Regions from separate parts of the Mus musculus genome. Here all the other regions are linked to region 1. A link is a loop called in an ENCODE intact Hi-C map of the cell type or tissue named here. Cell type or tissue: left cerebral cortex. All regions are shown on one strand. Each heading gives the region's core, and the rest is flanking DNA. Links, peaks and the distances in the headings are about the cores only.

Region 1 (11,126 bases), core at 1,525-9,524:
AGGCATGCGCCACCACTGCCCAGCTGGCTGTTCTTTTTATATAGCTCAGTGACTCTCAACCTTCCTAATGCTGTGACTCTTTAATACAGTTCCTCATGTTGGGTTGACTTCCAACTGTAACATTATTTCTATTGCTACTTCATAACTGTAATTTTGCTACTGTTATGAATCATAATGTAAATAACTGATGTATAGGATGTCTGCTATTCAATCTCTGTAAAAAGGTCATCCAACCCCCAAAGAGGTTGCAACCTGCAGGTTGAGAAACACAGATACAGCTTGACATACTGGCGCTTCCTAAAGTCATAGGTGCAGGGCAGGGCAGTGTTATGATTCCAAACTTCTTCTCCAGGGCCTGGAAGATCTGGTTCTCCTTTAATTCTGCCATTTATAAGCTGGATAGCTTTAGGTAAGTTACTTAGACTCTCTGGACCTTGTTTCCCCCATTTATAGAATTAATTATCAGTAATGTTCACTGTTGCTGTATAATGAACAAGCACAGTATCCACATGCTATTATACCTTTATTTTTGTATCTCACTCCCCGGGTTTTGGCCAATCAGAGTTTGCTTGTACAATTTGGAGAAGGGTAAGCTCTGGACCTAGATTGTGAGTGTGATTGGTGTGGGCTACTTTGTACCCAGGCTGGAAGGTGGTAGATACTAGACTGTTCTCATGGTGGGACCCTGAAGCTTCCAGATGGGTGAGTGACAATCTGGGATGCTTCATAAGCTTGAAATCCACGCATTGTTGCTCTGTCTAATCCTACCCTCCTTTCTAGACTGGGGACTGTATCTCAGCTCTGATGGGAGGTAAGAACTGAGTATCTAATAAAGAGGAGTCTAAGTAGCAGCAGAACCAGATGTGTAGGACACTCAGTAAGATAACTATGAGGGATGTATACCATGACAGCATCCGAGTAGTACATGCTCATTGAATGTAGCCGTTCTCTCTATTGCTGTGGATGCTGTGTGTATTCTTCCATATTCTCACCCCCAGCTCAGAGATGCAGTGCTCTGGAGAAGAATACACAGAAACAGGCTGTGTGCTGTTCAAGGCTTTACAACACGGAGAATCCAAGCTCCATCTCCTTGACCTCAGCATGTATTGACCTCAAACGGGCCCATGGAATGCTGAGTTGCTTTTGTATACCCATTGCAGTCAAGGCAGATTCACCCCCATTCTTATTTGAGCCTGAGAATAATATCTCTTGGTATAAACTCAGAATCCATTGCCACTGCTTCTTGATAGAGAAGGAAATAGCTTGGGTTGATGCCACCTAAAATCCATTCCTTTGATTTTCAATTCTAGAGAAGAGATGGCACAATGGTATTTTCATGACAGAGGCATGCCATGAATTGACATTTGTAGAAAATCAAGAATGAGTATCCAAAAGTTAGTGTTCATCAAGCCAGTCATTCCTCTCATCTTTCCATTCCATACATCTACATATCCAATCTACCCCAATCCATGAACCTATTTATCTACCCATTCATCTACCCACCTACAATCCACCCACCCATTCACCCATGCATACATGTATCCATCCATCCATCCATCCATCCATCCATCCATCCATCCATCCATCCATCCAGTCATATATCCAAATTCAATCCAACCCAGTCCATCCATTCATCCATCTGTTCGTCCATCCATCCATCGATCCATCCATCCATGTATCCAATCCACCCATGTACTTGCCCAACCACTCATTCACATATTTAACAAGCAGATGTTTATGAAGACTCCATCATTTGCCCCATTAAATCATGTGCTGTAGAGTACCTGAGGATGCCCCTAATGGAAGGTGGTAACCCCAAGAAATGCTATAGACTTCAGACAAAGGCAAGGAATTGGTGTTGAAGGCTGGTGTTTGGGAGCCTGTGTTTACTCAGCACTTCTGTGTTATTATTTGTCTTGTGTTTTTCTTAAGTCAGATATAGCCTCTTCCCTCTATGTCTCCTTAGAATACTCTCTGAGTCCAACGAATGCTTTAAAAAATGCCCAGAGCAATTGAGAGTCCCAAGAGGGTTCCAGACATCTCCCGGTCCTCAGCACTGACTCACATGGACATCACTGACCCCCTCCCCTTCCCCCCATTATAACAAATGCCAGTGATTGATGCTGAGCATTGAGGTTAGGAGGCATGACCCAGTGGACATGGGGGAGCTTGTGGGTGGATCTATTGGACCTCCCTCCTTTCCTACTCCTTTCCATAACCATCCCTGAGAGGGAACTTGTGATAAGTTGGATGAAGGTGGTCCTGATTGTCCAGTTCTTTATTCTCTAACCTTAGCTAGGTCTCCTAACAATCTAAGTTGTGATAGATGGGGACCATTTGCCCATATTTTACAGATGAAAACATAGGCTCAGAGAGAGTAAGGGATTGCGTGCTAGTTAGCTGAAATCCCAGTTGATCTCCAGCTCCTTATTTTAGTCTTCACATGCTGTAATTCTCTGAAATCTGTGCAATGTCTTGAGCTTATAGGGAGTCACTTGGAGGCTGGAAAGAGGCAAAGGTTGAGGGAGTAAGCAAGGAATGAGAAATGTCCCTCTTCTGTTCCAGGGACTCCTAAACATCTGTCTTGACTGCTTTGGGCCACAGAACTCCCCACAACCCTGGATTTTTCAGGCCAAGGATGAACCATTCAGGACTCAAATCTACCGGAGCCAGTTGTGGCCTAGATTGGCCTTGATTCATAGGGTTTGGCTACTGTGTGCTGGCTAGGCCACTGTCCTGGCTCTCTGGTATTTGATCTCTTTGACCTTGTCTTGCTATGGACTATAGTCTCCTGCTCTTTTGGGTGCGGGTTCAGGACCTTTATACACAGCTGTTCACACTCTGCCAGCTTTCTACTAGTGAGTTTATTCCTGCCAGTTGCTTCAGGAGAACTTCTCCGTTTCCCTGTGATAGAGATGGTGATTTCTTCTTATGGGTTGGCGGCAACTATGAGACTGGGAAGGGTTGTTTATCGACTGCTTAGGCCATCAATGGAGCTCACTCTTCCCATCACGTGGTTCTTGCTTGGTAGCACAAGTTGATGATGGTGAGCTATTCTCTACAATTGTCATAACCTCTCCATCTTTGTATCTTCTCAACTTAGCAGACCTGAGTGGAGGCACAGAGAAGTAACATTCCCTAGGTCACACAGCTAACCAATTACAGCTAGGATGGTCAAGCCTGGGGCTGTCAGACTCCTGAATCCCTTTGGTATTCCCTTTCCTTCTGGGACCTTCCCATGATCTCATGGAACTCATCTAAAAAACTATGTTTGTAGAAATTTGGTTAAACAAAGCAAAACAAAACACAGCTGGGCCATGGTGGGGCACACCTTTAATTCCAGAACTTGGGAAGCAGAGGCAGAAATGGGTGGACCTCTGAATTTGAGGCCAGTCTGGCCTCAATCTTATTTTTAATGATGATTCTTAAATACTTTAACCTCCGTTGTAGCCCACCACCCACCAGAGGTAGTGGGAAAGAAAGGGTATAAATGGGGGAGGTGGACCTATTTAGAAAGGTCCTTTGGAGCAAATCCCATCTTTGTTGTTTGGAAATCGGCATTTCAGTCCACAGGTTAGCAGCAGCAGCTCGACCCACCCACAAACACTTCATGGATATACCAACAGTCCAATTCAGGAGAATAAGGATAGCAAACAGGAATCAGCAGCTGTGGTACTACCTAGCAGAGATAGTCAGGCCTCAGCCTTGGCAAGAGTCAGCAGGAGGGACCAGGAGGAGTTCTTTGCCGTGCCTCTCTCAGGGAAATGAAGATCAGTGAAGATGAGAGACCCATCAGTGTTGCACAGCTAGCTCCATCAGTAAGCCAAGCTCAGCCTCTGTCACTGTCCATCGAGTCATATTTATACCCTCCAAACATGTGTGCTTCACAGGTCTTTCCTTAGCAGGTGTGTCTCACTTTGCCAATCAGTTTCAGTCTGGTAAGAAACTGCAGCACACCACCAGAAGTTTCTTGGTCCGTTTTTTTTTCTCTATGGAGTCCTGAAAATGCAGCCCACCTACGCTATGTAAGGTAGACCAATACATGCATGTGGTTAGCAAAGAACCCTTCATCACATGTCCTTTCACTTGCTTGCTTTACCAGAACATCCTCTCTCCTGTGTCTGCTTCAGCGAAACCTTCCTTCACAAGTCTGCCTTAGTCTTTCATCTGGGTACACTTCAGCTAAATGTTCCTTCATGTGTTTGCCCCAGCAAAACACCATCTAACTGACCTTCCAAAGAACCCACAAATTTCCACTTCAATAGAGTAAGCTTTAGGATAGCTAGGACTACACAGAGAAATCAACCAACCAATCAACCAACCAAAAAAAAAAAAAAAAAAAAAAAAAAAAAAAAAAAAAACCAAACAAACAAAACCCCAAGCCCAAAACAAAACAAAATAAAACAAAAACGAATAAAGGAAAAAAAAAAACCCAAACTCAACCAAGAACAAAAACAAAACCAACAAATAAACCCTACCCAAACAACAATACCCAAAGCAAACCCCAAACTAAAAACCAACCCCCCAAACCAAACCAAACCAAATCAAACCCATTGAGAACCAAGATGACAGGGAAACATGTCTCATCTACCTGGCAGCCTCTGTATGTGTTGCATCAAGGAATGATGGGAGGTGAGGCTTTACCTGAGTCATGCTGATTGCTGGGCTGAGGGCAAGGATGTGTAAGGATGTGCGACCCTTATACTTTCTTTTGGGTATTTCCCATTGTCATTACATTGTCCCCTGGTCCTCAGCTTCCTCTGGAATGTTTGATTCATAATTGTAGCTTGAAGCCTTTGCTGATGTCCTGACCTGCACTCAACCCCCTCAGACCTAAATCCAAGTGCCCCCCAACCCCAACCAGTTGAATGTCTGTCTGCTTCAATGAGGAAAGCTGCCAGGAACTGGCACATAAACCAATGTCTTGTCTTGACCCTAGCTCAAGCCTAGAATGATTAGCAAAAGATCATTAGAAATGGCTGCTTGTTCTCTGCAACATTTAGCATCATAGCCATGGCTTCCTTCCTGATGTAGAAAAGAAATGGAAATGAAACAACACTGTAGTTTTTCAGATGACTTCTTAGCTCTCCCATATAAACCCAGAAGCTCCAGGCTAGAATCCATAAAAGCAAAGAAACGCAGTGCAGGTTACAGGGGCTTCTGGGGTGTGTATCTCCTAATCTGATAATATTTCTAGCCGAATCTACTTCCATTTCTCACCTCTTAACTGACTTTTCAGCTTCTACCCCTACAATTCTTATTTCCCTCAGAAGCAACTCTGATCCTTTTAAGTTGTGAGTCTGAGTGTGTCAACCTTCTGCTCAGTGTCTGGGCCTCTAGTGGCTTCCCATTGTTCTTCTGAGAAGAGCTGAAGTCTTGACAGTGGTCTCTGATGACTGAGGGCAGGGGCTGGACAGCGACTATTTTGGCCTTTGCCGGCCTGGTGTCTGTGTGCTCATCTGCTGTAGCATGAGCAAAGCCATGGAGGATAAGGTAAGGCACAGCACGGCTATAACCCGGCACATTACCACAAAGGGCACGGGGTTGGATCTGGTCCATGCCTGGCAAGCTCCTGTCCCTTTTAGAGATTTGGCCTTAGATACCTCTCAACCCTCTTGCCTTCTGCTCTCGTGCTATGCTTCAGGCCCATGGGCCCCTGCAAATTCGTCACGCTCTCACTTGGGCCTTGAAACTGGCTGGGTTCAATCTAGAATATTCTTCCCCTACAACTTTGAGTGACACATTTTCTTATTTTCTTTGTTTCTGTTTGTGGATCTTTATCGAGAGCTCTCCCCACTCCCTAATCACTTCATCTGAAATAGCAAAACTTACTTTTGGCACGCCATCCTCTTTACCCTGCTTTCTTCTGCTTGGAGACTGTTGCTACCACCTGACATCACCACTCATGGAATGAATAAATGATTCTTTCGGGGAAAATATTACCAGGTGCCTCCTTCATGCCAAGCAGGGAGCCGAAATTCCAATAGAGAACAAAACATAGGCTTTGTTATCGTTGTACACGAGTGGAGCTTAAATAAACATAAACATGGGAGCCAGAGAGAAGTGCTCTGAGTAAAATTAGGCTGGCCAAGGGGGCAGGTTGTGGGGTTCTTTCTCTTCGTTTGCCTTCTGCCTGGCTTCATCTGAGTTAGAGAAAGCCGTCAATCCCTCCTCCCTTTGCTGCATAGTTAGAATCTAAGAAAAACTCAGTGCCGACAGGGGGCGCCACAGCTCTGCAAAGAGGTGAGAGCCAGACCCAGGCTGTCAGGCTTCTGAAAAGGGCAGGAAGGGAGCTGAAGGCTGCAGCCTAGGGACTGGGAAGTTGGAAGTTATGGGATGTAACAGGATCTGAACACTACAGCAGCCTCACCGCAAGTGTTTTCCATGGAGCGCTGCCTAAGCTACGGGGCCTTGCAGAACAATGCGCTTTTAAGTTAGATGCTTAATAAATCAGCCAGGCATGCATTATTATGCCGCAATAGAGCCCTTGTTGTGTCTTAATGCTCAATTAGCCAGTGCAGAATCTGGGTCGGGCTTTCTATCATCTTGGATGTGTGGCGGGAACTGGCCCAGGTCTCATTGCTCTACCCGGGAGTGGATGCTTTTGTATCTTAGCAAAGCCAGGCACTAAGGTTGAAGGGAAGTCACAGATTGGGAGAACTAGACCTTGACACCGACCTTCCTCAAAGTGGTTCAACTCCAGTTGATATAGATGGGAAAAAAATCAGTTCACAGAGAAGTTACTTGGCCCAAATCTTAAGATGAGTGAGATTCAAAGCCTCCTTTCTGATTACTGATTCTGGGTCATATATTAGCTTTCATCAGGCACATTTTCAGGACACCAACGATGCCTTTCCTATGCCTGTGACAGGTGCCATAGACAGTAACGCCTTCCCACTGTCTGATTCTAAGTTAACCACTAGCCAGAAGAAGCCTCATTTATTTGAACACAAATGGATAATCAATTAAGAAAGAGCCAAACAAAGAAACCCCGATTTTTATATTTTATGGACATCCCAAGGGTGAGGGTCCAGTGTCCCCATGGTACCAGATTAAAGACAAGAGTAAAACCTTACCCTTGTTGAACCCTGCCTGCTGCCTCCTGGGTGTTCCGGCATTCTCTGGAGTGGAGACAGGTAGGCACGGCAGCTGCAGAGCATCATAGCTTGAGGGTCTGCTTTCTGCCTTTTACATGTGATTTACATACATGGGCACAGTGCATGCTCCGTAGTCTCTTCTAGCTCATTCCCTCCTCAGAGGGTCAGAGTTGTGCTGAAGTCCCCCAAGACTGCAATTCCTGTTAGGTCTCCATAGTAAGAATGTGTTGACTTTAGTCCTAGTCTATTGACTGTCTGCAAGGCTGTTTACTAGTGCCAGGGGACGCAACCCATGTGACTGGAGAGACCCTGTGGCCCCTGTCAGGCACCCACATCAGTATTTGAAGTGGAACAGTCCTAGATAAGAAACACTAATCAAAACCATAATAAGACACTGCTACTCACCTGCAAGTAGGTTGGCTAAAATGATAAAAGTCTAACAATATTAACATTGGGCAAAGATGTGGGTCAAGTAAACTCATATGGAGTTGGTAAGAGTGTAGGTTGGCATGGTCACCAAAGAGGATCATTGCACAGGAGTATTTAGAGATAAATGCACCCACCTGCACAGTATTCAAGTTTTTATACTCCAAAGTCTTTCTTCAAGGGAAGCCCGTGCATTTGTTCAGCAAGATAAATGTTCCAGATTATTACTTCAGAATAGTAAAAATATTGGAAACTACCCAGGAGGATAAACAAACTATCCAAACGTGCGTGCAAACTGGATGTGCTCTTGCGGTGGACAATGAAAAAGAAAGACTGTAGTACGTATTGAATGACAGAGATAAACGTACAGATGCAACCTGAGGCAAGGGGGAGCTGACACGAGAATCTATACTATAGTGCTCTATATACATAAGAACAAGGACAGACAAGCTAGTCTGTAGTGATACAAACCAGACTCTGTTTACCCCCACAGAGGAGACTGGGTCAGGAAGGGACATGCAGGAGCCTGCTGGGGAGGCAGGAATGCCCTATTGATATGTGACGTCCAGCGAGTCTTCTAAAGTTTGGACACTTACAGTCTATTTGTCAGACCTACATGAAATCAAAGGAGAGCGAGGGGCTTGGGAGAGGAAATCTGCGGAGCCTTCTGGTACTATACCCTACCTCGGGCTTCCAGGACTTAGCCTCTGTTTTCAAACCCCTAACGAACACCACCTTGCAGTGTGGATGATGCTGTTTGGTGCCCAGACATCAGTTCTAGTACTTCCCCTGTCAGCTTAATGTTTCAACATGCCCCAAGCCTGTCGCCTGTCTCTGCTATTTGAATAATATATTCAGGTGTGTCCAGCTTCACACTAAGCTGAGGCTGACAGAATTTTGTCCATGGCCTTCAACCCAGTATGTCATACTTGTGAGAAGATGGTAGTGAGGTTCTTACTGCCTCTCCCTTCCCGCAACTCTCCAGCGCTGCCATACAGTTTTGAGGGGCACCTGGAGAGTGCATAGCGCAGCGGTTCTCAACCTGTGGGTCTTGACTGCTTTTGGGCTTGAATGGGTTGAATGTCCCTTTCACAGGGGTGGCCTAAGACCTTGGGAAAATATGGATATTTATATTATGATTCATAATGGAAGAAACATTACAGTTATGAAGTAGCAAGGAAAATAATTTTATGGTTGGGGGTCACCACAACATAAGGAACTATATATTAAAGGGTCACCGCATTACAAAGGTTGAGAACCACTGTTGTAGAATTATCTGGGCTTCTTTGGACTAAGAGGATTCTTGGAAGCTTAGGACAGAAACAGACCTTCTTGCAGTCTCTCCTTCAGGATAGGGTGGTAAAACTCCAAGTGGGCTAACTGTGCTCCCCGACTCTTTCTTATTCTATGACAGACAATAATAATCAAGCAATAGCACTTTTCTTTTCTTTTTTTTTTTTTTTTCTTCTGTATCCATTCCTCTGTTGAGGGGCATCTGGGTTCTTTCCAGCTTCTGGCTATTATAAATAAGGCTGCTATGAACATAGTGGAGCATGTGTCCTTCTTACCAGTTGGGGCATCTTCTGGATATATGCCCAGGAGAGGTATTGCTGGATCCTCCGGGAGTACTATGTCCAATTTTCTGAGGAACCACCAGACTGATTTCCAGAGTGGTTGGACAAGCTTGCAATCCCACCAACAATGGAGGAGTGTTCCTCTTTCTCCACATCCTCACCAGCATCTGCTGTCACCTGAATTTTTGATCTTAGCCATTCTGACTGGTGTGAGGTGGAATCTCAGGGTTGTTTTGATTTGCATTTCCCTGATGATTAAGGATGTTGAACATTTTTTCAGGTGCTTCTCTGCCATTCGGTATTCCTCAGGTGAGAATTCTTTGTTCAGTTCTGAGCCCCATTTTTTTTTTCTTTCCATTTTTTATTAGGTATTTAGCTCATTTACATTTAGCACTTTTCTAGTAAGAGTAAATGCAGAAGTACTCAAGTCAGTACATGGGGACAAAGTGTACAATTAAGGCCCTGTTCCCCACCACCTTTGTCATGTATTCATATGTGTGTATGCGTATAGGCATTTACAGGTTCACATGGTGGCCAGACTGGACATTGGGTTTCTTCCTTATGCATTCTTTATCTCCTCCTCCTCCTCCTCCGTCCTCTTTCTCCTCCTCCTCCACTCTTCCTCCTCCCTCCTCTTTCTCCTCCTCCCACCTCCTTTCTCCTCCCTCCTTTTTCTCCTCTTCCATCTCCTCCTCCCCCCCATTCTCCTCCTCCTTCCTTGTCTTCTTCCTCCTCCCTCCTCTTCCCCCTCCTCCCCTCTTCCTCCTCCCTTCTCTTTCTCCTCCCTCCTTTTTCTCCTCTTCCTTCTCTTCATCCTCCCCCTCCTTTCTCCTCCTCTTCTTCCTCTTCCCTCTTCTTTCTCCCCCTCTTCCTCCTTCTCCTCCTCATTACTTATTTTTGGCTGGCTCTCTCTCATTGAACCCTAGAATTCATTGGTTTGGCCAGGCCGAGCAGCCACCAAGCCCCAGTGATGCCCCTATCCCTGCTTCCCCAGCACTGGGTTAAAGGCTCCACTGTATCTGGCTTTTTATGCAATTGCTGAGAATCTGAACCCAAGTCTGCTTGCTTGGACAGCTAACTAAACCATCTCCTCACCCTGCCCTGTTGTTATCTTAAGTCCTGCCAGGGTAGGACCTCTTCTCAAAGCATGACTGTGGGCCTACTGGATACCACCTCCCAAAGTGTGACTGTGAGCCTACTGGATACCAGCTGTAAAGGGCAAAACAAAGCCAGGCCCATGCCCTGTAGAAGTCACTGGGAAAAAGGAATATTTGCTTGAGTCACTCTCTGGTCAAAAAAGGGACAGAGGTGAGCTAAGTATGATATCTCAGGCAAAAGGACCCTGGGGATGATGTCGCTTTGAGGGTAGGAAGAGTAGATTACATAAGGAGATCCTGATATAAGTGTGCAACCCCCATACATAAACACACACTCACACACAGACAGACAGACTGACACACACACACACACACAGAGACAGAGACAGAGAGACAGAGAGAGAAACAGAGACAGAGACATAGATAGACAGAGAGACAGACAGACAGAGAGACTCAGAAGCACTAACGACTCAGGGAGAGGTGAATCCTCAGGCCCCCCTGATAGACAGTGCGTGGAGCTAGTATGCCCCAGTAGCTCTAGGGCTGTCTTAAAAAGAAGAGTCTCAGATGTGTGTGCATGGAAACCAAAGGTGCACTCCTACCTCTGGAGATGTGAAACACGAATACACTCCCCTATTCAAGGCAATTTCAAAAGACAAAGCCAAGCAAGATGCTGTGCCAGCCTAGTGGTCCTTGAGCCTTCCCTATTCTGGAGAGCAGCAAGGAGTGAAGGGCCCTTGAGCTCTTCATGCTAGTTAGACTCATTACGGTAAAGAATGGGGAAGGGCTAAAGGGTCAGGTACACTACTTATAGACGCTACCATTATAGAGATAACTCCGGGAGATGCTGTGCTCCTAAGATGCCAGACCCACTGAATTATGACCACGGTGTGGTTCCAGAACCTTTCATACCCTGCGAGGCAGACAGGACT
Region 2 (11,126 bases), core at 1,060-9,059, 2.0 Mb after region 1:
GCATATTATAGTCAAGAAGTTAAAAGATACCAAAGAAAGAAACAATAATAAGATATATAAGGAAAACTACAAACTCACCTATAAAAGCAGAAACAACAGATTTCTCACCAATCCTCAAAACCAGGAAAGCATGAAATATTTAAAGCCCTGGCAGTAAATAACTGTCAACCAAGATAGCTCTATCTAGGCAAACTAGATTTTAAAGCTGTTGGAGATATTAGGACATTTCAAGACAAAGAGACATTAAGGAAACCAATTCATCATACATACACACACACACACACACACACACACACACACACACACACACACACACAAACACACACACACACACACACCAAAAGCCAGCACTGCTGAATTCAAGGAATATTACACACAGAAGAGCAAGAAAGTCTCAGTCATGAAAGCATAAGAAAGAATAAAAGTCATAACATGATCAAGTAAACAAAGGAGAGCTAGAAAGGAAACTATGATGCCTAGCAGAGTGAGCCAGAAAATCCCTTATACTAATAGGGGAGAGAGTAATGAGCAGGCAATAATCCAACCAATCAGGAAAAAAAAAACTATAGGAATAAAAGAAATTTCAATAGAGGTTTAGCTGTACATCTCATGAGCTTACTAATAGAGCTTTATAGATTTGCTGACTGAAACAAAAACTAGATCCAAGTGTCCACACTTCATTGATAAAGATACAGATTGAAAGCCAAGAGGTGAAATACAATCTGTCAATAAAAAGGAAGGCAAAAAGAACAGACTTAGATTTTTGCTTTCAAATAAAGTAGACTTCAAATGCAAATTAATCAAAAGAGGTAAGGTACATCCCTACACATTAAAAAATAGAATGATTTGTCAAGAATGTGTTACAATTATGAATATGCAGACAATAAACATTGACAATCTCACTCTTACCAAAAACAAAAAAACAAAAAAAAAACATTATTGAACACCAAAGGTCAGACAAGTCTCAATATAATAATAGTATATGATTTCAACATCTCATACTCATATCTACATAATCCATCCAAACTAAAAATTAAAAAAGTAAAACTCAGAATTAAAATACACTATGGAACAAATAGATGTGATACATAGCTATAGAAGATTCCATCTGAAAGAAATAAAACATGCATTTTTTTTTCTTAGCTTCCCATGGAATCTACTCTAAACAGACTATGTTTCTAGGTCACAAATCAAACCTTACTAAATGCAAAATTTCCAAAGAGGTTCTTATATATTATCATTTTATGCTATTTATTATAGCTCTCTAGAAGCTAATAGCTAAATAAATAAATAAATAAATAAATAGCCAGATGAAACTGAAGAATATACTCTTGAATGGCTAGTCAGTCACTGAAGAAATCAGGGAGGAAAGAAAGAGACTGTTAAACACAAATAAAAATAAAAACATAACTTACCAGCCTTGTTGAGATACAGCTAGGGCAAGTCTAAAGGGAATACTTATAGATATGAATGTTTATAGTTAAAGAAACAGAAAGATCTTAAATAAATAACCTCATGATGCACCACAAAGTCCTAGACAATCAAGACTAAACCCAACCCTAAATCAGTGTAGGACAAGAAATAAGAATGAGGGAGAAATTAAAAAGATGAAGACTAGAGAACAATTCTTCAGTCAATCAGAAGCAAACAACAAAATTGTTCTTTAAAAAATAATAATAAAATAAAAATTGACAATCTCGTAGCCAAATTAACCAAAAGAAAGACAGGATACAAATTTACAAAGGGAAGGGATACTACAGATCCCAATGAAATCCAAATAACCATTAAGGAGTACTTTAAACGCTTCTATTCCAAGTAACTGAAAAATACTGAAGAAATTGAGTTCCTAGAGACACAAATGACCTACCAACATTAAATCGAAAGAATATAGGAACAATATAAAGAAATTTATAACAATCAACATGGATTGAAGCAGTCATAAAAAAAATACGTAGCTTAGCTGGGTAGACTGCCCAGCATGTCCGAAGCCTAGGTTTGATTCCCAGCACTGTATAAGCCTGCGGTGACAGCTCATGTCTTTAATTCCAGCTGTTGGGAGATAGAGGCAAGAGAGTCATATATCAAAGTCATTCTCAGCTACTCTGTGAGTTTGATGTCAGCCTGGACTACCCCATAAAAGCCCTGAATTAGCGAGAAATAAAACGCTATATCTAACAAACCTATAGCCAACCTTATCATAAATGTGAAAAAAAAAAGTGAAACCATTTCCTCTAAAATCTCGAATGAGTTTGGTTGATTTTAATTAGTAACTAGTAAGTAGTAAGGCAGCTTCATCGACACTCATTGGAAGCGGGTAGGGGAAAGAAAGGGATGGGAGCCGAGCTTCCGAAGCTCATGGGAACCTGAGCGTCCCTGGTGAGCGCATACCCAAGGGCAAGCCCTCACACATTGCTGAAATTAATCTAGACCTGCAAGGTAAAAATGATGTAATGATGTAACCCTTCAGTCAGGGAAGAGCCTCTAGTCTCTGCTGCAGCTCAGCATTAACCTTGGGCCACTCCTAACTTTGGAGGTATTTGGCAGAGCAAGAGGTTCCTGTGAGTTTTCACAGATTCTGAAGTTATTGAGACACCAGGAAGCCAAATTCAAGTCATTGTCTATGCTTCTGCCCTAAATGAAAGACGACCCAGACCATTCACACTGAAAAAAAAAAATCCTGCACACATAGATCCAATGAGCAAGGAAATTCAAATAAAAGTAGAAATCCCGTAACCTTCTATAAAACATGCAAATGTTTATTACAATGCTTTCAACGTACTCCCAAACAGAATTATGAGCAAAATACAAAGAACTGCCTTTCTCAATGTTCCAGAAAGCACCAAGATTGAAGTTGCTAAAATTTATATTTCCCTTCTTTGTTTCATGATATCAACTGTACAGATAAAAGGCAGACTAGACATGTAGGTCAAATATATGCATTTTTTAAAATTAATAAATAATAGTAGGTGCTTCTTTTGTATTTTATTATAATAAAATCTACTGTTTCATCAATCTCATTCAGGAAGGTTTTAACCTGTTTTGCAAAGCCCTCTCAAACATTCAGCACTTTGTGAAGAAAACTCGGTGCGGACAGTTGTCACTGTTTCTAGCCCCATCGGATATACAATTCTCTATAGAAATTATTGTAATAGTAGCTCGATGGTAATATCATTTCACACAAAGGGTAGGACTTCGTCTCCTGTGCTTCTATCCCCACCTCAATGGGAACCTGGAAGTATGATATGTCCAAATATATCAGTGAACACAGAAAAAAAAAACAACATATTTTCCTAATCAGGGTAAAATTTCTTAGCAATGTCATTGTCAAAGTTCAGGATCCTAGGAAAAAGGAGAATGCTATTACCTAGCATTTCCATGTAACTTTATATTTGTCATGTTAAAAATAAAAATGCAAATTGCTAAAGAAGGAAGACAAAGAGGTAAAGCGATGTGCCTGACATATATACCTGTAAGAATTGTTTAACTTGAAAAAAGTAAAAGATTTTAATAATGTAAAAAAATACTCGAACGGCTGGAATCACAGAGCCAATGAAGCGGTTACTTCTCCATCAGTTTGTTAAGTTGCTTGGCTGATAGATGAAGCAAAAAGACCAGGACTCTGACTATATAGATTGTGATGTTTGTAAGAAGGGACTATGTCAGACCATTATTTTAAAATATACTCACCTAAATTAAAAGCCTTCTAAGCTTTTATTTGGTACTAGATTCCAAGACTGGATACTATATATCTTTGTTCTTTATAGTTACTGAAGTGCCCAACCATGATGAAAGGCTTCCTTTATTTTTAATCTACTATTTCCATAATGAGAGCAATGGATAATTGACTCAATAAGGTCAGAAAATAAATAAATCAAACACTTGGTTCATGTGTTTCTAAAGGAATACAACAAACAAACTCTTGGTCAAACAACACTATCAGTTTTTCCTTGCCTTGTTCATTCATGTCTTTGCTTAAAGCAAAAGGCTCAGCCAGCTACAGTTTTCTGCTTTTCATAAAAGGCATTACATGTTATGTAAGAATGTGTTAAGAACTGAATTAAAAGCAGATTAATACATTTGTGAATTGAATAAAATGGGTACAGATATTTCTGTATCACTCGGGAGAGAGAAGGTTCTTCCTGTTTTACTGAATTATTTTCCTTTTTAATTGCCACAGATACCTGTATTCTGACAGCACCAATGAGTGTCGTACTGAAGTCCCCATACATTCATGAATTAAAAAAAAAAAAATGGTCCAAGAGAAAGACCTGGGTTTTCGTCCTGTGATGCTGCCAAAGATTCATTGTTGTGTGACCATAGTGATCCATTTGATCATGATTCTGCTTTGCACCAGCCAAGCGATGGCCTCATAGTCGAAACTTCTAACCTGTCATTTCTCCTAATGACTAAAATCTCCACAAATCCCATCTCTCCCCATCTCCAAAGAGGCAAACTATCCCTCTTCTTTGTCTGTTTTTGTGAATCATGTGTCAGCATTTCTTACATTAACTCACTATAATGCATATAATTTTGTTAGAGACTGACTAAAACATAAAATCAAATCAATTAAGAATGTATGATATTCTACTGTAGGAAACAGCATCTTCTAAGAACTAACGTCTTTAGATTACCATAAATAAATCATTGAGGATACTTGTGCATAGATCTTTAACCATATCTCTCATTTTTCTCTAGGTTAGAACTCAGAAAAAATGTTTCTATCAGATCAAGGGGTGATAAAAATCATACTTACATAATTATAATTTCTCATCTTCCAAGAAGTTAAACACCCACCGCATATGGCCATTGCCTTGTGCATTGCTCCTATAAAATAGCTATTTACATCCTCTGCCTATTTTTCAGTTGCCTTAAGTTTTTGCCGTCTCATTAAATTGCATGTATAATTCGTAATTTAAAAAGTGGTTTGGAGAAAGGCAGTTAACAAATGTGTCATCAGCATCATTTACTTATTTCTGTAAACCTTCCCACTGAAAGCCCTTCTTAAAGCATCTAAAATTTTCCATTAATGTGCTGGGTAGAGAATCAGACAAGACGCCTCAATTACCCAAAGGCAGTGTTGGGCTGCCACCTAGTATTTATGTGTGGAACTGCCCGAATTATGCATTGAGTGCGTTCTCATATTTATGACATATGGAATTCTGTAATCATAAGAATGTCACCTTATGTACCAAAGCATTGACATAAGCTCAAAGCTAATATCAATGAATGCAAGAGCCAAGGTTCCCACCCACTCACAGCAAGGTATGTTGTATATAGCCTCCACACTTAACACTTGTTCACCTTGACTGAATAACAGAATGATAGACTGAGCACCAAGAAAGCCTGGGTCCTTATGAACTTACCTCCATGTGCCCAGGACTTGGTTTCTGTAATCTAAGGAGTCACAAAGAGACACTGTCCTGTCACTCATGCCCGGCCCCTTGCCCCAGATGATGCATGGCAATGGCGCACTGCATTTTGTCCTGGGACCACCATACTTGTGTCAGGCCAATGGGTTTTCCTCCTAGCGCTGTACCTTCTTGTCACTTTTCTCTCCTTCACACATGAAGATGCAATCCTTCCCTTGGTGGAAAGGCTTGGCCACCAACCCTCAAAACTGTGGTCCGACAGAGAACCTTGGTGGAAGAAGGGTTGCAGAGTGGTGGACACTGATGACAGTGACAATTGCCAGTGTCCCCTCATCACACAGCATCTGCCCATACGAACAAGGACTACTCCCAGTACCTCCTCATCCTCCCAGTGTTTCCCCAGGCCCTTCTGGCTCTTATATGACCTTCCTTATAAATTTCCCCCAAATTCAGCCCATTGTTGCTCACCTTTTTCCATATCTTGCCCTAAATTGAATTACATATATACTCCTTTAAGACTCTTGGTGCTTTTGACAGAATTTCTTTAGCCTAATATAATCCCACATGAGGTAAAAACAAAAACTTCTTCCCTTTCTGTTAGACATTGATCCTGCTTGTCCTTTCCTTCCTATCAACAGGGGATCATTCAGGAGTGATAGGATTATGACAGTCCTATTTCTTTGATCCTTCATAGTCTAAGTCTACATCTTCTCTGCTATGCTCTACGAGTATCTTTTTTTGTATATGCCCTGACTGGACAGTGTGTTGGTAAGCTGAGTCTATGTAACAGACAAGTCTCATCTTGAGCATGAGCCTCACTGATGAAGTCCTGACACCCACTTGGGTACTCTAGACCCCTCAGTGTGATCCAGAGCTGCCTCTTAATGCTTCCTTACTACCCTGTCCCACCAGGAAGCCTGTGCTCTGCCTATCCTTTTATCTGGGTCCTCAGAACTTGTTCTGTAAAGCCACACCTACTGGGCAAGGTGAAGAAGGGTATGCATGCCATCTGAGGTTTGGGATTTTTTTTCCTAATGCAAATCTTACAGCCCATTTCATACATTAGATCAGAATCTGTCTTAATAAGATCCTGGGAAATTCACACGTGCTTGAAAGTTGGGAAATACTGAATGCAAACCTGCTCCACATTCTCTGCCATTGCACCTATTCATTCCCTTAAATACAATTTGCAATCTAAATTGGTTTTGTTTATTTTCTCTTTTTCTTTGTATTGCTCCTTTGTCACGCTGGAGAGTGAGCATTGGGGCAGCCAAGATCTTGGCATACAGTGTCATGTTTCTCAGGAGGCACCCAGTCACTCTGTCATTGCTTATTGCATTGAGTTCTGAATCCATTTCCTCTTGTTCCTCTTTGGTGTGACACAGCCCCCATCCATCTTGCATTCGCTCCTTTCTGGATCTTGTTCATTCATCAAATGACAATTTTTTAAAACAACAACTTTTTCTTAGTGTTTCAATCACACTGCATCTCTCTGCCTTCCAGGAAGCTATAGGATCTACTCAGACAACTAATCACAGTATCACTTCAAAGATCCCCCCACTTGGGGAGAGCATGAATGCAAACTCCCACTACCATAAGTTATTCAGTCATGTTTCTCACATTTGAGAAAGTTTCAGGGGTCAGCACATCTGGATTGCAATGGATAAGCCTTGCCCTGGGAAAATCATCTTCTTGATCATGTTATCTCCTCTGCCAGGTAAGGTTTCATTTGTCTATCTATGTATCTATGCATCTATCTTTCTATCTATGTATCTATATATGTATCTATGTATCTATGTATATATGTATCTATGTATGTATCTATCTATCTATCTATCTATCTATCTATCTATCTATCTATCTATCTATCTATCTACCTATCTCTCACCTATCTACCTATCTTCTATCTATCATCTATCTATCTATCTATCTATCTATCTATCTATCTATCTATCTATCTATCATCTATCTACCTATCTTCCACCTATCTATCTACCTATCTCATATCTATCTATCTATCTATCTATCTATCTATCTATCTATCTATCTATCTAGTTAGTTTTCTAAGACAGACTTTCCCTGTATAACCCTGGCTCTCCTGGAACTAGCCCTGTAGACCAGGCTGACCTCAAACTTAGGGATCCATCAGCTATCTAAGATTTTTGTGTGTGTGTGACTATCTGGTCTCTCCAACCAAAATATGACATTCATGAAGGCAGCATCTGGAGTTTTTCTATTTCCCAGTTTTTCTATTAGGCTGGCTGGTACATTCATTCTTTAGAAAAGGAACAACCTACTCCCCCTCAACCCCCATTCACAGAAAAAGACTACACATTTAAAGTTATAGAAACTACTTTTGGGGGCAAAAGTATTCTATAAGAGTTCTTTCAAATGAATGGGTTCAGTGGGTATCATAATAAGCCAGAATGTGATTTCCTGTTGTAATTGGATAATTACTTTTTCCCAGTTTATTAATGTAAATGTTTTCTCTATTTGGTCTCGTGTAAGTGTGTGGGTATTTCATTCTGGATGTCGCCCACAAGACAGGAAAGAGGGTGGGAATCCATAATAGATCTGGATAATTGGCACAGGGTGCTTTTATTCTAAGGACTGGACATTTTCTAAGCTGGTACAGTGTTGATACCTATGGCTTTGTGTAATTCTTCAACGTGGCTCTCACAGGAAGCCAAAATATGCTTTCCTGTTGTAATGGAATAATTTTGTGCTTAGAAAACATTCCATTAGAAAGGACTAAGCAGGAGGTCCTGGCTTCTGCTTTGATTTAGCATAGAGATGATTTGAACAATGATATGCTAGGCGACCCCTATTTTGAGAAACCCTGATTTTTTTTTCATGTCAGTTAGAGCTGGAAATCCTAGACACTTGTCTCCATCCCTGGCCATTTTCACATTCACTATTTGTTGCACACATACCAAGTGGGCTGCTTAGTCAATCCATCCATCTTGATAAAATGCCTAAAAAACACCCTGAAGAATTACAGAAAGTGATAGGCGCCAGCTTAGAAAATGTCCAATCCTTAGAATAAACACACCTTTTGCCAATTACCCAACTCTATTACCAATTCTCACCCTCTTTCCTGGCTGGCGGGTGACATTCAGAATGAAGTAGCCACATGCTTACCTGGGACCAAATAGAGAAAACCTTTACATTTATAAACTTGGAAAATGTTGTCATGAATATTCAGTAAAATATTTCTAAAACTGAGACGCAGCATGAACAAGAATCCTCAAGGACACACAGGTGGCAGGTGAGAGTGGCACAAAACAAAACAAATATTCAGGAAACAAACACAGTCACTTGACCCTTGTTTCCTATGGGTTTGATGTATAGCACAGGTGTGGACATTTCCACTCCTTACTAAGTTCACCCTGCAACGTGAAGAGAGATAAGCAGTGGGCTGTTTTGTGTGGACCTTAAACTTAAACTTGAAAAGGAAAATTGAGTCAGCCACCCAAAGGACTGAAAATCTTCCCTTCTGCCTCCCCCACCCCCATTCCAGGTCTCTGGCACATCGTAGAGATGCTCCCCCCCCCCCAACAAGCCCCTGCCAATTTCCCTTCTCTCTCCCTTGATCTCCCTATTCCTAATCCCCTGCCCTGTTCCACTCCCCATCCCCTCCTCCATCAAGTTCCCTCCCTCCATCCATCCATCCATCCATCCATCCATCCATCCATCTCCAATGTCTATTTCTTCTTCAGATTAAGATTCACTTTGTTATTTAGACCTCCTGGTTGTCTTCTTTGCATCTGTGGATTGTAGCCTTGGTTATCTTGTACTTTATGGCTATTATCTGCTTATAAGTAAGTACATGCCATGTATGTCCTTTGGGGTCTGGGTTATTTTCTAGTTCCAACCATTTGCCTGAAAATTTCACGATGCCCTTATTTTTAATAGCTGAGTAGTATTCCATTGTTAAATGGACCATATTTTCTTTATTCATTCTTCATTTGAGAGACATCTGGGTCATTTACAGTTTTTGACTATTATGAATAAAGTTGCTATGAGCATAGTTGAGCAAGGGTCTTTGGGGGATGGTGGAGCATCTTTTTGGGTATATGCACAGGAGTGGTATAGCTGGATCTTGAGGTAGAACTATTCCCAGTTTTCTGAGAAACAGCCAAATTGACTTCCAAAGTGGTTGTCCAAGTTTGTATTCCCATCAGCAATGGTTCGCCTTGTTCCATATCCTTGATAGCATGTGCTGTTACTTGAACTTTTGACCTTAGCTATTCTGATAGATATAGGGTAGAATCTCAGAGCCCTTTTGACTTGCATTTCTGTGATGACTAAGGGCACTTCTGAACCGTTCAAGTGTTTCCCAGCCATTAGAGATTCCTCTGAGACTGGATTTTGTAAAGTTCTAAATGATCATGCATCTAATTACAGGGCATGATATAATTATAAACTGGCCATGTTGGTTCAAGGTGCTTCAAGTATGGGTTGATTATAGGTATTTCTCTATTTCATTATTGTCCATTTATTTACAATTGTTTCTTATTAAAATCTTGGAGACATGTTAACACTTTTTTTTTCTGAGCAATATATAGTGCTCAGGGCATACTCTCTATGACTTCAAAGAGGTTGTAAGTCATTATTCAATCCTTTGGGGAGTCATTCGTCAAAGCCATGGCCACCTGCCATCAGTAGTCAAGTGACGTTCCCTCCCTCACTATCTTGTCCAGACAGGCTACCTCATGATCTGCCCACTCATTCAAGGTATTCAAATCCTTTCTTGAACTTCTTTCTGCTGACCTATTGTGACCTAACCTAGCTCGGCTCACTCGTTCTATTATGTATACTTGATGTACATTTTTCTCTTGACAATACCAGTTTAATTTAAGCTAGCCTGGAAAACTGAAGCTGGAGGTAAAAGCGTCAACCTCCCATCTACACATTCATGTTGACTACTACCCAGTAGTATGGGAAAGGTCATCATTATGGAACAGTACACTGTAAGAATAGAAGGGAAAATGGTTCAAAAAATAATAAAAATGGGATTTGTATTTCTAATGGGCAGGGACTATTTTTTATTTGCCCATGAAACATTCTCTCTCTCTCTCTCTCTCTCTCTCTCTCTCTCTCTCTCTCTCTCCCTCCCTCTCTCCCTCCCTCCCTCCCCCCCTCCCTCCCTCCCTCCCTCCCTCCCCCCCTCCCTCCCTCCCTCCCTCCCTCCCTCCCTCCTTCCATCTCTCTCATAGGTAGTGGGCCCCAAAGGAGCTATGTACTGGTCAGCTAGGGTTATTTGGTAAAAATGATCCAGATAGTCCTGTGGGTAAGCATTTTCTTAAATTAATGATTGATGTGGGATGGTCCAGACCAATCTGAGTAATGCCACACATGGGCAGGTAGATGGTCCTGTGTGGTATAAGAAAGTGAAATTAACACAGCATGGGGAACAACCCAATATGTGGTGTTCCTCCATAGTCTCTGCTTCAGTTCCTTGTAGCCTGTGAGATGAGATCAGTTCTTTTCTCCCCATGTTGCCTTTGGCTATGTTGGCTATAGCAACAGAAAGCAAACTAAGACAGACTAATACAACTTTCAAAGGACAATTGAGTTCCCAGTTTAAACTTGAAGAGCTTGGACAATCTGATTCCATTTTTACTCTTTCTCCAAATGATGTAATCAAAATGAACCTAAGGCTACTTGCCACAATAATTAAAGACTATAATTTTCAATTGATTGATTGTAAGGTGCAGAATTCTTTATTTTGATTTACTACTCTGTGGAGCACGC
Region 3 (11,126 bases), core at 1,022-9,021, 270 kb before region 1:
ACAGCCGAGTCCCCCTCCCACACTGTGACAGCTTACTTCCGCCAATGTACTTGGGGGAGGGTATTGACTTTTGGCTTCCTTCCTTCCTTCCTTCCTTCCTTCCTTCCTTCCTTCCTTCCTTCCTTCCTTCCTTCCTTCCTTCCTTCCTTCCTTTTTCTGTGATTATAAAAGTTCATGCAACTTTATTTGGGGCAACATGAATCTGTGTTCCTGGATGTGGCGTTTGAATGAGAACGCCCTCCATAGGCTCATTTATTTCAGTGTTTAGTTCCCAGTGGGTGGACTGTTTAGGAAGCCTTAGGAGGTGAGGTCTTGTTGGAGGAAGGATGTCATGGGATTTGAGGTTTCAAAAGCCCATGCCAGGCCCAGTCTATCTCTCTGTCTGTCTGTCTCTGTCTGTCTCTCTCTCTGCCTCTTGCCCATGTGCCACGCCCACCTGTCTGGCTGCAGTGCTCCCTGCCATGATGGCTGTGGGCTAACCTTCTGGAACAAGTTCTTAGTTAAATGCTTTCTTTTCTATGTTCCTAGCACCCACATGTTAGCTTACAACTGTTTGTAAATCCAATTCCAGGATATCCAACACCCTCACGCAGACATATATACAGAGAAAACACCAATTCACATACAATAAAAATAAAGTATTAAAAAAGAAATATGTATAGTCTAAAGAATACGTTTCTTCTATCACTATCCTTTCTTCTCATGAAGATTGCAATTATTTCAATGTTTTTGGTCTTATTAAAAACTTGAATATAGGGCTGGGAAGATGGCTCAGTGGTTAAGAGCACTGACTGTTCTTCCAGAGGTCCTGAGTTCAAATTCTCAGCAACCACATGGTGGCTCACAGCCATCTGTAATGAGGTCTGATGTCCTCTTCTGGTGTGTCTGAGACAGCTACAATGTACTCATATACATAAAATAAATAAATCTTTAAAAAATGACTTGAATGTATACTGGCAGTTAAGGACAATTTGAATTATTTAATTCTAATTTTAGTAAAATTCTTTGAGACAGACTTTCATTATGTAACCTCAGCTGGCCAGGAACTTACTATGGAGACCAGGCTGGTCTTGAATTCACAAGAGATCTGACTGCCTCTGAGTCTCAAGTGCTGGGATTAAAATGTCCAACCCCTACCCTCTGTGTGTGTGTGTTAACACAGTATTTGTGGTGTGTGCTTATGTGGGTGGTAGATACATATATGTATGTGTTCATGAGGGTGGTAGATATGTGTGAGCATGTATGAACACAGAAGTCAACAGCTCTCTTCCTCTACTGCTCTCCACTGTACTTTTGGAGACATGGTTTCTCATCGAACTTGGAGCTTGCTATTTCACCTAGCCTGGCTGGCTAGTGAGCGCCCATGAGCCACTGTCTCTGCCTCTGTCACTGTCATCTGCTCTGGGTGACAAATAGATGTCTGCCACTGTGCATAGATTGCTTAGGGATCAGAACGCAGGCTCTCATGTGCATGGTAAGCACTTTACCCACAAGGACACCTTCCCCATTTCTCCACATTTTTCTTTTGATTTTGAGGCAGGTCTCACATTAGCCTAAGCTGGTTTTGAACTCCCGATATAGCCAAGGATGATCCTGAATGTCTGGTGCTCTTGCTTGACCCCTTCAGTGTTGGGGTTATAGGTGTGCACCATTGTGACCAGCTTACGTGGTGTTGAGGACCAAAGCCAGGGCTTCTTGCATGCAAGGCAAGCACTTCACCAACTGAGCTACTTCACCAACTGAGCTACAGTCCCAGCTCCGAATCGAGCTTTCTTAGTTCCAGGTCTGCATTTTAGTCTAACGCATGTTGCTAGAGCAGTATATCATAGACTGGGTCATTTGTAAAGAAAACAGTATTTATTTCTCAAGGTGTAGGAGGCTGGAAGTTCAATATTAAGGCACCAGCATCTAGCAAGGGCAGTGTCGTTCCACAGAGGAAGGCAGAAGGTGAACAAGAACACCTGCACACGAGGCAGAGACAGACGAGGGCTGAACGGCTTTCACTGCAAACCTGCGGTAGCAGATTCACTCCTGCAGCACTGAATGCTGATGCATGCTGATGATGACGAGGATGAGGAGGATGATGATGATGATGATGACAGGATTTCTCTTTGTGACCCTGTAACTAAAACTTGTTCTGTAGACCAGGCTGCCCCCAAATGCAGAGATCCACTTGTCTCTGCCTCCCAAGTGCTAAAGTAAAAGGCCCACACCCCTACCCCTGCCTGCGGATCCACTCTTGATGTGATAATTTTCAGTGTCTAATCAAGTCTTAGAGATTCCCACTTTTCAACCCTGTTGTACTGAAACCAAGTTCCTGGCTCATGGACTTTGGAGGACACATTCAACACATAGCAAGGTCTGTATCTTTTCTTAAAGATCTTCTCTATACCATTTCATAGAGTAAACCAAGACAAAACCATGTGTGTTGAGGAGTGTCAATTGGTATTCTTAGGAAAGATTGTTCATTCTTTTTTTTTTTTTTTTTTTTTTTTTTGGTTTTTTCGAGACAGGGTTTCTCTGTGTAGCCATGGCTGTCCTGGAGCTCACTTTGTAGACCAGACTGGCCTCGAACTCAGAAATCCGCCTGCCTCTGCCTCCCGAGCGCTGGGATTAGTGTGTGTGTTAGCAAATGAAAAGCAAGGAAGGGAAGACATCATGGCCAGTTCCAGGAATTGTGTCAGAGTTGGTTGTAGAAGTTACACTTTGGTTCTTCCTCCCACTCTACGCTCCAAGAAACAAGACCCAGACTCTAAATCTATTTACAAATACCTTGCCATATAGTTCGGCTCTTCTCTGACTAGATCATAACTTATTATAATCCAGTTACTCTAGTCTACCTTCTGCCCCATGGCTGGTTACCTGTGCTCAGGTGCCATGCCTCTGTCTTGTCACATCTTCCCAGGCCAATCTCCTGCTCCTGGCTCTATCCCAGAATTCTTTCTCCCTCCCAGATGTCCCACCTTCTATTCTACCCTTTCCTATAGGCTGTAGGTTTTTGTAATTGACAGGTGATGCATCCATAGAACACACAAGATATTCTCTCCACAGTTCATCTACGTGTTTCTGTCCTCGTTCCCCCCCCCCCCCCCCGCAGGTGCAGGAGACCAGCACACACCATAATGATTATGGCTTCATCTTCCCTCTCTCCTTCCATGTCTACTCTCTGATTTTCAAAGTGTTTCTGAGTGTGAAGTAGTCTGGCCTCTTGTCAGCCAGAGAGCTAGGGAAAGGGAGAGTGTTGGCTTCAGAAAGGCATGTGACAGAAATACTAGCCTTTCATTATGTAGGAATATAAAAAAGATTTAAAATAAACCCTTCATTTAATTTGAATATTTTATTGGTAACGATGGTGCATGAGTTATATGACACTGGATACTGATGCCTTTTATAGGCATTTGAGAATTTTTATAGTTTATTGACATATGGGCCAGTTTCCCTCACTGAGTGGGGCTCAGAGCTTGCTCTCTGGGTGTCTCTCCTCTTTCACCTTCTTGATTTAACAGTCACATTGGCAGAATTATTAGTCAATTAAAAACATTTTAAAGAGACTTTGCCCAGCATTTCTGTGGAAAACCTGAAATATGGTATTTTTGTTTTAAATTTGGACAAACTAGAGACCAAAGTGACCTCTGTAATCAGGGTAAGCTGATAGTTGAAAATGTCTGAGAGTAGCACGAGGCACCCCATCTTCTGCTTGTCGAAAGCAACGGAAGCTCTGTGGAGAGATCTGGCCACCCAGGGATGAAGTGGAAGTGATTTTGTTCTGAGCACTGTTGAGTCTTCAAGCGTGAGCTAACTCATTCCCAGTCTGCACAGCACAATGGATTATGAAATGGGACTATTGGAAAGAATTGAAAACTTTTAGGGATGGGGAGATGGCTCAGTGGGTAAAGGCATTTGCTGCCAAGCCTTATGACCTTGGCTCAATCCTGGGCCCACCACAGGAAGGAGAGAACTGAGTCCTGGAAGTTGTGCTCCACAAGCACACCATAGCAATGTGAACACACACACACACACACACACACACACACACACACACTAAATAAATGCAAAAAATAACAATTCAGTTCCTAAATTGAGGGCTTAGCAATCAAATGACTACAGATATTAATGAGATACTTAGGGGCAACAGTTTTATCATTACCCTAGTTAGTTTCTATATTTCAAAATAAATTGCAAATTATTCATTTCATCAATGACATATAAACAAGAAGCAAAGAAAATAAATGATTGTTTGCCACATGAAAACATTTCTTATTTTTTCTACTGAATAATTATTAAGCATAAAAAAACCTAATTGAATCTCATTTCTACAAATCATTAAGGAGTTTTTGAGCCAAACAAGCCATGGCCTTTTTGCTGATGGGATTGTAAATATCACCAGTCTAGAAAAAAATTAGCCGATCATTTATTCTGCAGAGGGCATTACTGCATTTCTGTAAACACATCATGTCATTGTAGAGTTGGGAAATTGACCAGAGGCTGGGGAAAAAAAAATCTCACTTGGCCAGCAGAGGTCACTCTTTCTCCTTTATCGATCCCAGTAACCGGCTTCTGAGTGTTTAGTCAAAGGTGTTTTGAGCTTGAAGCTCAGCCAGAGGCTGTGGAAATAATACACATCATCAAGGCGAGCTCTGCTTTCTTACACACATGCACGCACACATGCACGCGCGCGCGCACACACACACACAGACAGACACAGAGTTTAAATGTTTTACTCTAGCTGGACAACTCACATACATATAATAAGAGCCACTCGGTTATGCATGTTAATGCATTTCTTTAATTAATCTGTTTCATCAACTATTACTCTAATGCTTACTGGTGCCAGCTCCAATTCTGCCCAGTTCTCTGACTTATGAACCAAAGCTTAGATTTCTATAAATACCTGCAGGTGACTGGCATGAACCTTTAGAGAGAGTTTCTGCAGAGGAACCAGGAACTAACTAGGACCAGGCTGTATTGAACCCTGGCCAAGCAGAGAGGCCAGTGCCAGGCACTGAGGGTTAAGCTGGAGAGGTACATACCCTACCCTGGCTTCTGTGTTTGGCTTTGTTATGGAAACAAAAGCATATGCTAGCAGTTCTTTCGAAGGTTGGGCCATAGAATGAATTTAGATGAATTATACATGAATATCCAAAGTATAGGCCAGTCATAAGTATCTATAGATGGTCACGACAGCTGAGTGATGGAACTGTCTAGTAGTGAGGTAAACCACTCAGCGTTTGTCTGGCCAAATCATTAAAAGTATTTCAGTAATTCATTTTTAATATCTTTCTTTATGGGGGACATAGTGGGCATTTTTAGGAAGTGCCTGGGAAAGTTGAGCTTTTGGTTTGCCAATGATTAGCTAAGATCTTTTCTAACTCTTCCATCCCATCTCCTCCTTCCCCCTTCCCTCCCTTCCTGTAGCACCCCCTTCCAGTCCTTTTCTGTCCCTCCCTTCGATTCCCCTCCCCCACTCTTTTTCTTTCCTGAAATACCAATTTCATACAGAATTTTAAAAACGTGGTGGAAATCTGAGATTCTCCGTGGCTGTTTTTCCTTTGGCCACCAGGTGGCGCCATCACAGTGCGCCGGGGTCTAGGCAACCCTTCCTAAAGAACGGAATGTGTCTCTTCCTTAGGTGGTGGGTAGCTTAATGACTAGGTCCGTAGCTCCCTGTAGTGCCTGCGAGGAGCTGCATCCAGGGGAGGAAGATCTATTGGGCTTCCTCACATCGCCCTCTGAAACCTTGGTTTCTCTGGTCTGTGGTTTTGTGCTGGGCCAGCTGCCATCTGCTTACCCAGAATGCCTTGCAAAAGTGTGCTGGAGCCAGCTGGTGTACTTGCTAGAGACTGGTTAAGTAGCCAGGAATTTTGTGAACTGATTGTTGGACCATTGGCAATTAGACATCAGCCTTGGTGGGCGTATTTGAGGCACTAAAAAATCACACGACTTCGTCCTGTTTGCTGATGTATGAGTACTCTTGCCTTTGTGACCCTCGGTTGTATCCAAAACCAACCAACCAATCAAACCATAGTCCCCTGTTGCCTGACGTTAAAAGTGTCAAATTAAAAAAAAAATGCAAATATTTGTAGGGAAGGAAAAAAATTCCTCCTTTTTCTTATCTTTCTTTAAAAGCTTTGAAGCAAAAGTTGTTTCTTTTTAAATGATCAAGTATAGATTTCTGCTCTTCTAGCTAGAGTTTAGTCAAAAGCTGAGGGGATTATTCCAGCTTTCAGCCTCAATCCGATTCCTCTCCTGAAATTAACGTTTGGCCTAGCTATTTTTCCTTCCTGTCTCCCCAGTTTTATTTAACATCCCTTTATCGCCCTCACACTGTGAAACTCTGGCCTCCTGAAGGTGTGTGTCCCCTGACATTGTCCCTGGCCTAGACACCAGTCTTTACCAGTCCTTTAGGACTCAGAAAGCCGTCCAGGTGTAGGTGCACCTAGGCCGCATGCGCTCATGGAGTGCTTGTCAGGAACGATTGTCGTTTTCCGGTTCTCCACGGCGACATTGTTTTACTCCCTGATAGGCCGAGCCTGGACTCCACGGCACGGCTCCGACTGCTTCGGAGGCAAACTCAAGGGAGAAGACAGTCAGTACCCATTGCCTGGGTACTGAGCACTGTTCCTCCTCAGGCTGAGGAGGGCGCACCTAAGTTGGTGCCAGCATTGGAGGGAGGTTGTGGAAGCAGAGGCTTAGAGCTGCTGTGGGGAGAATCCTGTTGAGGACGCTATCACAGCTTCTGCTATAAAACCATTGTCTAGACGATGGTTCACTCCTGTTTGTTGACTGCCTCAGCGAGCCTCATCCCTTGGGCAGAACATTTCTTTTGCACAGATGTTGCATTAGCTGCTCAGGGTGCCATAAAGAGACTTTGCACACTGGGAGGCTTAAGTGACTGGCATTTATATTCTCTCTGTGGAGGCGAGAAGCCCCACAAACTTAATTTATGGTGAGGGCTCTCTTCCCAGCTTCTAGATAGCCTTTTTTCCCCCCTGTATGGCCATGGAAGGGTCTTTCTCCATGGAGTGTCTATTAACTCTTCCTACAAGGACACACTACTAACGGGTTAGGGCCCTAGGACTCCATGAACCTTTAATACCTCCCTAAAGCCCGACATCCAAATAAGTCTAACTGGGGACTAGGGATGCAGTATACAAACTACTGTGGGCCCACAATTAAGTCCATAGCAAATGGCAACTGATGGTTTTAAAAACATTTGGAGCAAGAAGAAATGCGAGGACATAGTCTCCTTTAATCACCGTCTCAGGTTTACCAGATGTATTTAGGAAACTCTTCTACCTGGTCCAATTGCTGCTAGTGTGGGGTAAAGTCATGATTTTTTTTTTCCTGCTTCCCCATGTCCCCATAAGGAGGACCGAGACCTCGTCCTCATTCTGATCCAAGCTTCAATTACCCTTCAGAATTTCCCCACTCACAATTAATGCTTACCCATTTGTAATTAAATAATAAATCTGTGTCATAATTTGAGGAGATTTCCGGTGGCCAACTGAAACAGCGATGGGATTCATAATTCCTTAAAGGCAGAGGCATGCTCTTTCTAAAAACTCTCATAAAATAGTGGATTTAAAAAGTTCTCTGTATTACCTCCTATTTTCTTCTTGCCAACTGATTTTTTTTTTCCTCTGATTCCCTTGTCTTCGTCTGGTTGAAGACACAAAATAGAGTGTAAGTCGAAGAGCATGCGTGTTTGTGAACTTTTTATTCCTCTCTAAGTGTTTTTCTTAAAAAAAAATGATTCCTATCTCTCTCTTGATGGGGAAGTTCTTGTGTTTCTTAGAAGCCTTTGTTCTGTACTTAGAGACCTGGGGAGGAGCAATGGGGGGGGGGGGTTCCGGGTAGGGGGTGGAAAATGTTGGTGACACTGGGAAAAGAAGTCTGAGCACATGCTAGTCTTCTGTGTACATTTGCATTTATCAGGAAACTTCTGGAAGCAAGATGCTTGCATGCAAAGACTCTGGCTGCCTGTGCTGAGAGTTTCAGGTTGGACTGTGAGATTGTGTGGGGTACTGTGTGGTTGTGTGGGGTACTGTGTGGTTGTGTGGGATACTGTGTGGTTGTGTGGGATACTGTGAGGTTGTGTGGGATACTGTGAGGTTGTGTGGGATACTGTGTGGTTGTGTGGGATACTGTGTGGTTGTGTGGGGGACTTTCTTTAAATCATTCCGCATACGTCCAATCTGCGTCTTCCCCACCCACCTCAGAGTGGCCCAGAGATCTTGGAGCTGTAGAAGTAGTGGGACTGGACTCAGCCCCATAGACGGTTCAGAGGTGTGCCTGTCTGTAAAAAGCACACTGGTATCTTCCCTAGTCTCCATGTGGGTTAGGCCTTGGGACCAAGTGGCTGGGTATCTGGACTTGGGACAGGAGCCTTGGTCTGGGAGTGGGGCTGAGCATCTTTCCTCCCAACGGATTACTGAATCTCAAGCCTTCAGGGCTGGAGACCCCCTGAAGTCCAGCAAAACAAGCTTTTCCATTCAGATGAACTCGCTGAGGCCTCAGGGGGGGTCCCACCCTCTTTCTGGGCTTGTCAGAGGCACTTAAGAAATACATGTTGACTTGACATGACCCACTGTGAAATAGGCATGACAAAACTCCCCACATGGCAGCTGGATTAGGCTCCCAGCAGCTGGGAATGATTCTCCCTCTGTTGCTGTAAGCCTCAACGGCAGGGCACAGCAGAAAGGCATTGTGGGATGCACGTCCAGGCTCTGGATGGTACAAGCCACACAGAGATTGAAAGCCTCCTTTTTACAAGTAAGAGTTTAATAGATGTCAGAGCTGGAATGGACCTTGTGAATCAATGGTATCGGTCTCTTCAAACTTCAGATTACAGATCACTAAACTGATGCCCGGAGCCCGGATAGAGGAAGCAATCTGGGCTGGCGAGTTGACTGTGTTTGGATTCAGGCAAGAGGCAGACCGGCAAGTGGCAGGGGAACACACAGCTAGGTGTAATGAGGTTCAGCCCAGCTTTCTCTTATGCCACCATTTTGTGACTTAAAGTGGAGCGAGAGTTATTGTCCCACCAGCGAAACAGAACCGTATAAATTAAAACGGCAATGAACTGTCTGCTGAAGGTGTGAACAAGGCAGACAAATCCCCGGGAGCTTAGGAAACATCTGTTCCTTACCTTGAAGGCAGAAACCTAGCCATAAAGCAGACAAAGCAAGGACTGGAGTCTTTCACCTTCTCTGCCGGGCTGCAGGGAGATGGGGCACCTTTTGGATGTGCTCCGGAACACGAAGAGCTTTTTGCGAACCATCTCCCGACCTCCCTCTGTCTCTTTTAGGGGTCGTGGGTTCCTTATTTCAGTCATGCGGGCCTCGTTTCTTCAGCATTCTTGCGCTGCTGTAAAGTCCTGGGAGGCGCTCTTGACGCGGCCCAGGTGCTTTCTGCGTATCCCAGGGCGTGAAGAAAAACCCGAGCCAGGGGAGGAGTGATGAGAAGACTGCCAGGCAAGAGTCAGGAGCAGGAGGCAGAGGGTGGCATCAGAGCTGGGTCAGAGGTCAGGTCTGAGTGACTCATGATAGCTATCAACTCAAGAATCCAGGAGATTTTCATTAGGTTGCTAACTTGACAACAAGAATCTTGGGCTCACGGGGCTATGAAGACAGACCATAGCGGGGCTGAAGGCTACTGCAATATACTGATGATGACTGTTATGGGCAGGACAGAAAAGAGGCTATGTTTTAATGCCATATTAATTTTGCCTTACTCTGGTTTGTTGTGTGGACTTGTGCCTTGTCTGCCTACAGTGTTTCATTGTCCAAAACAGGCACTATGCTACCTGTCTGCCCACTCATAGAACTGTTGTACAGAAGTTGGCTCCCTTTAATTTATTGCCTATGGTGGAGTCTAAGACTTTCTTTATTTACTATTATGTTCAGTACAAAAGATATTGCATGGACAAAATCCTTTAGGCAGAAAAAAGATAGGTGGTTCTTATAACCCAGAGGGTGTTGAACACAGGCCATTGTTCTGGCATTTTGCAGCCCTGGGTGTCTCATCTTTATTTCTTGAGAGCTGGGTGAGGGGTGCACACGCGTGTGTGAAGATGCTGTATACCAGGATATGTGTACACCTGTGCAGAAGCCAGAGAATGATGTCAAGTATACTCTTTACCTTATTCCTTTGAGACAGGGTCTCTCACTAAACTTGGAGCTAGGCTGGCGTCCAGCAAGCCCCAGTGACCTTCTTGTCTCTGGCCTGACCCCTGTGCTGGGGTTACAGTCTGGCAACACCAGGCTTTTTAAAAATGTCAGTACTGGACTACGAACTCAGGTTCTTACACTTGTGCAGCAAACGCTCTTATCCACGGAGCTGTCTCTCCACCTCTGTCTTTTTTTTTTTTTTTTGATTTGGAAATGGGGCTTCACTGTGTAGTCCTGGCTGTTCTGGAACTCACTCTGTAGACCAGGCTGGCCTCGAACTCACAGAGGTCTACCTGCCTCTGTCTCCCCAGTGCTAGGACCAAAGGTGTGCACCACTGCTTCCCAGCTCCATTATCAATTTTGAGGAGCCAAGATGGGCTGTGGTAGGCTTTCTGTTGCAGTCTGTCAAGGTCCTTGCTTGTGCAGACTGACAAAACATGGTAGGCATCTAGTTAACAGCTGCGGGCTAAAAGAATCCACATCAAGAGACTTTCTGGTGAATATGACCAGGTTTCTGTCCCAAGGGGACTTCTGCTCTAGAGAGAACAGAAAGGGACAAGAATTCCATGGTCCTTAGGAAGTTGGTGAGAAGCACCATTATAGTGGACTACTGAGCTGCTTAATAGTTGACTCTCTTGGTCATAGCCACATATGAACGGTTTCACTTGGGGATAGGGGAACAGGGAGGAACAATTCTACATTTCTTTTCTATTTCTTCTGGCCATGTTTCATTGATCAGAGTTACAACCATTAACTTCCTGAAAGTGTCTAAACCTTTTTCTTTAGAAGACACTGTGTGTGGACGTATGCACCTGAGGGTTAGGAAGCCTGGCATTGGCCAGAGAAATGTCTCTAATTGATTCACTGAGATATTTCGGATTGAATTACTTACATGACTTCTTTCATCGCCCAACTTTCATTACAAAGAATCTGCAAGGCAGAGTAATAACGTTTACT

The links. A loop is a pair of places that touch in the nucleus more often than their neighbours do. Peaks named below come from ENCODE experiments on the same cell type or tissue, not always from the same donor. Only the 100,000 strongest peaks of a DNase experiment are listed, where the experiment ranks them.
Region 2: a loop joins it to region 1, with 4 times the contacts of the local background. A loop is called at or near these places in 3 of 42 quality-filtered maps.
Region 3: it touches region 1 in a loop (6-fold over the local background); 12 of 42 quality-filtered maps call a loop at or near these places.

Annotation. Positions count from the first base shown.
Region 1 is chr1:75,919,702-75,930,827 of GRCm38, forward strand. No RefSeq gene overlaps it. Among named protein-coding and RNA genes, the nearest start is that of Gm32622, 11 kb to the right of the region's middle. In left cerebral cortex, for the core only: a CTCF peak has its summit at 6,231 (motif pointing right); DNase peaks (open chromatin) are centred at 5,588, 5,880 and 6,220; H3K4me3 peaks cover 210 bases; H3K27ac peaks cover 377 bases.
Region 2 is chr1:77,891,353-77,902,478 of GRCm38, forward strand. Gm33083 (a long non-coding RNA gene) reads right to left here and starts at 4,946. Exons shown (of 5, transcript XR_373562.2): 1 at 4,754-4,946. All of the region lies in intron 3 of Gm33030 (a long non-coding RNA gene), which reads left to right. It overlaps Gm26263 (a small nuclear RNA gene), which reads right to left and starts at 7,094; the gene lies at 6,931-7,094. In left cerebral cortex, for the core only: a CTCF peak has its summit at 5,092; a DNase peak (open chromatin) is centred at 5,065; H3K27ac peaks cover 839 bases.
Region 3 is chr1:75,648,187-75,659,312 of GRCm38, forward strand. No RefSeq gene overlaps it. Among named protein-coding and RNA genes, the nearest start is that of Slc4a3, 110 kb to the left of the region's middle. In left cerebral cortex, for the core only: CTCF peaks have their summits at 4,502 (motif pointing right) and 5,559 (motif pointing right); DNase peaks (open chromatin) are centred at 4,528, 5,045, 5,598 and 5,754; H3K4me3 peaks cover 249 bases.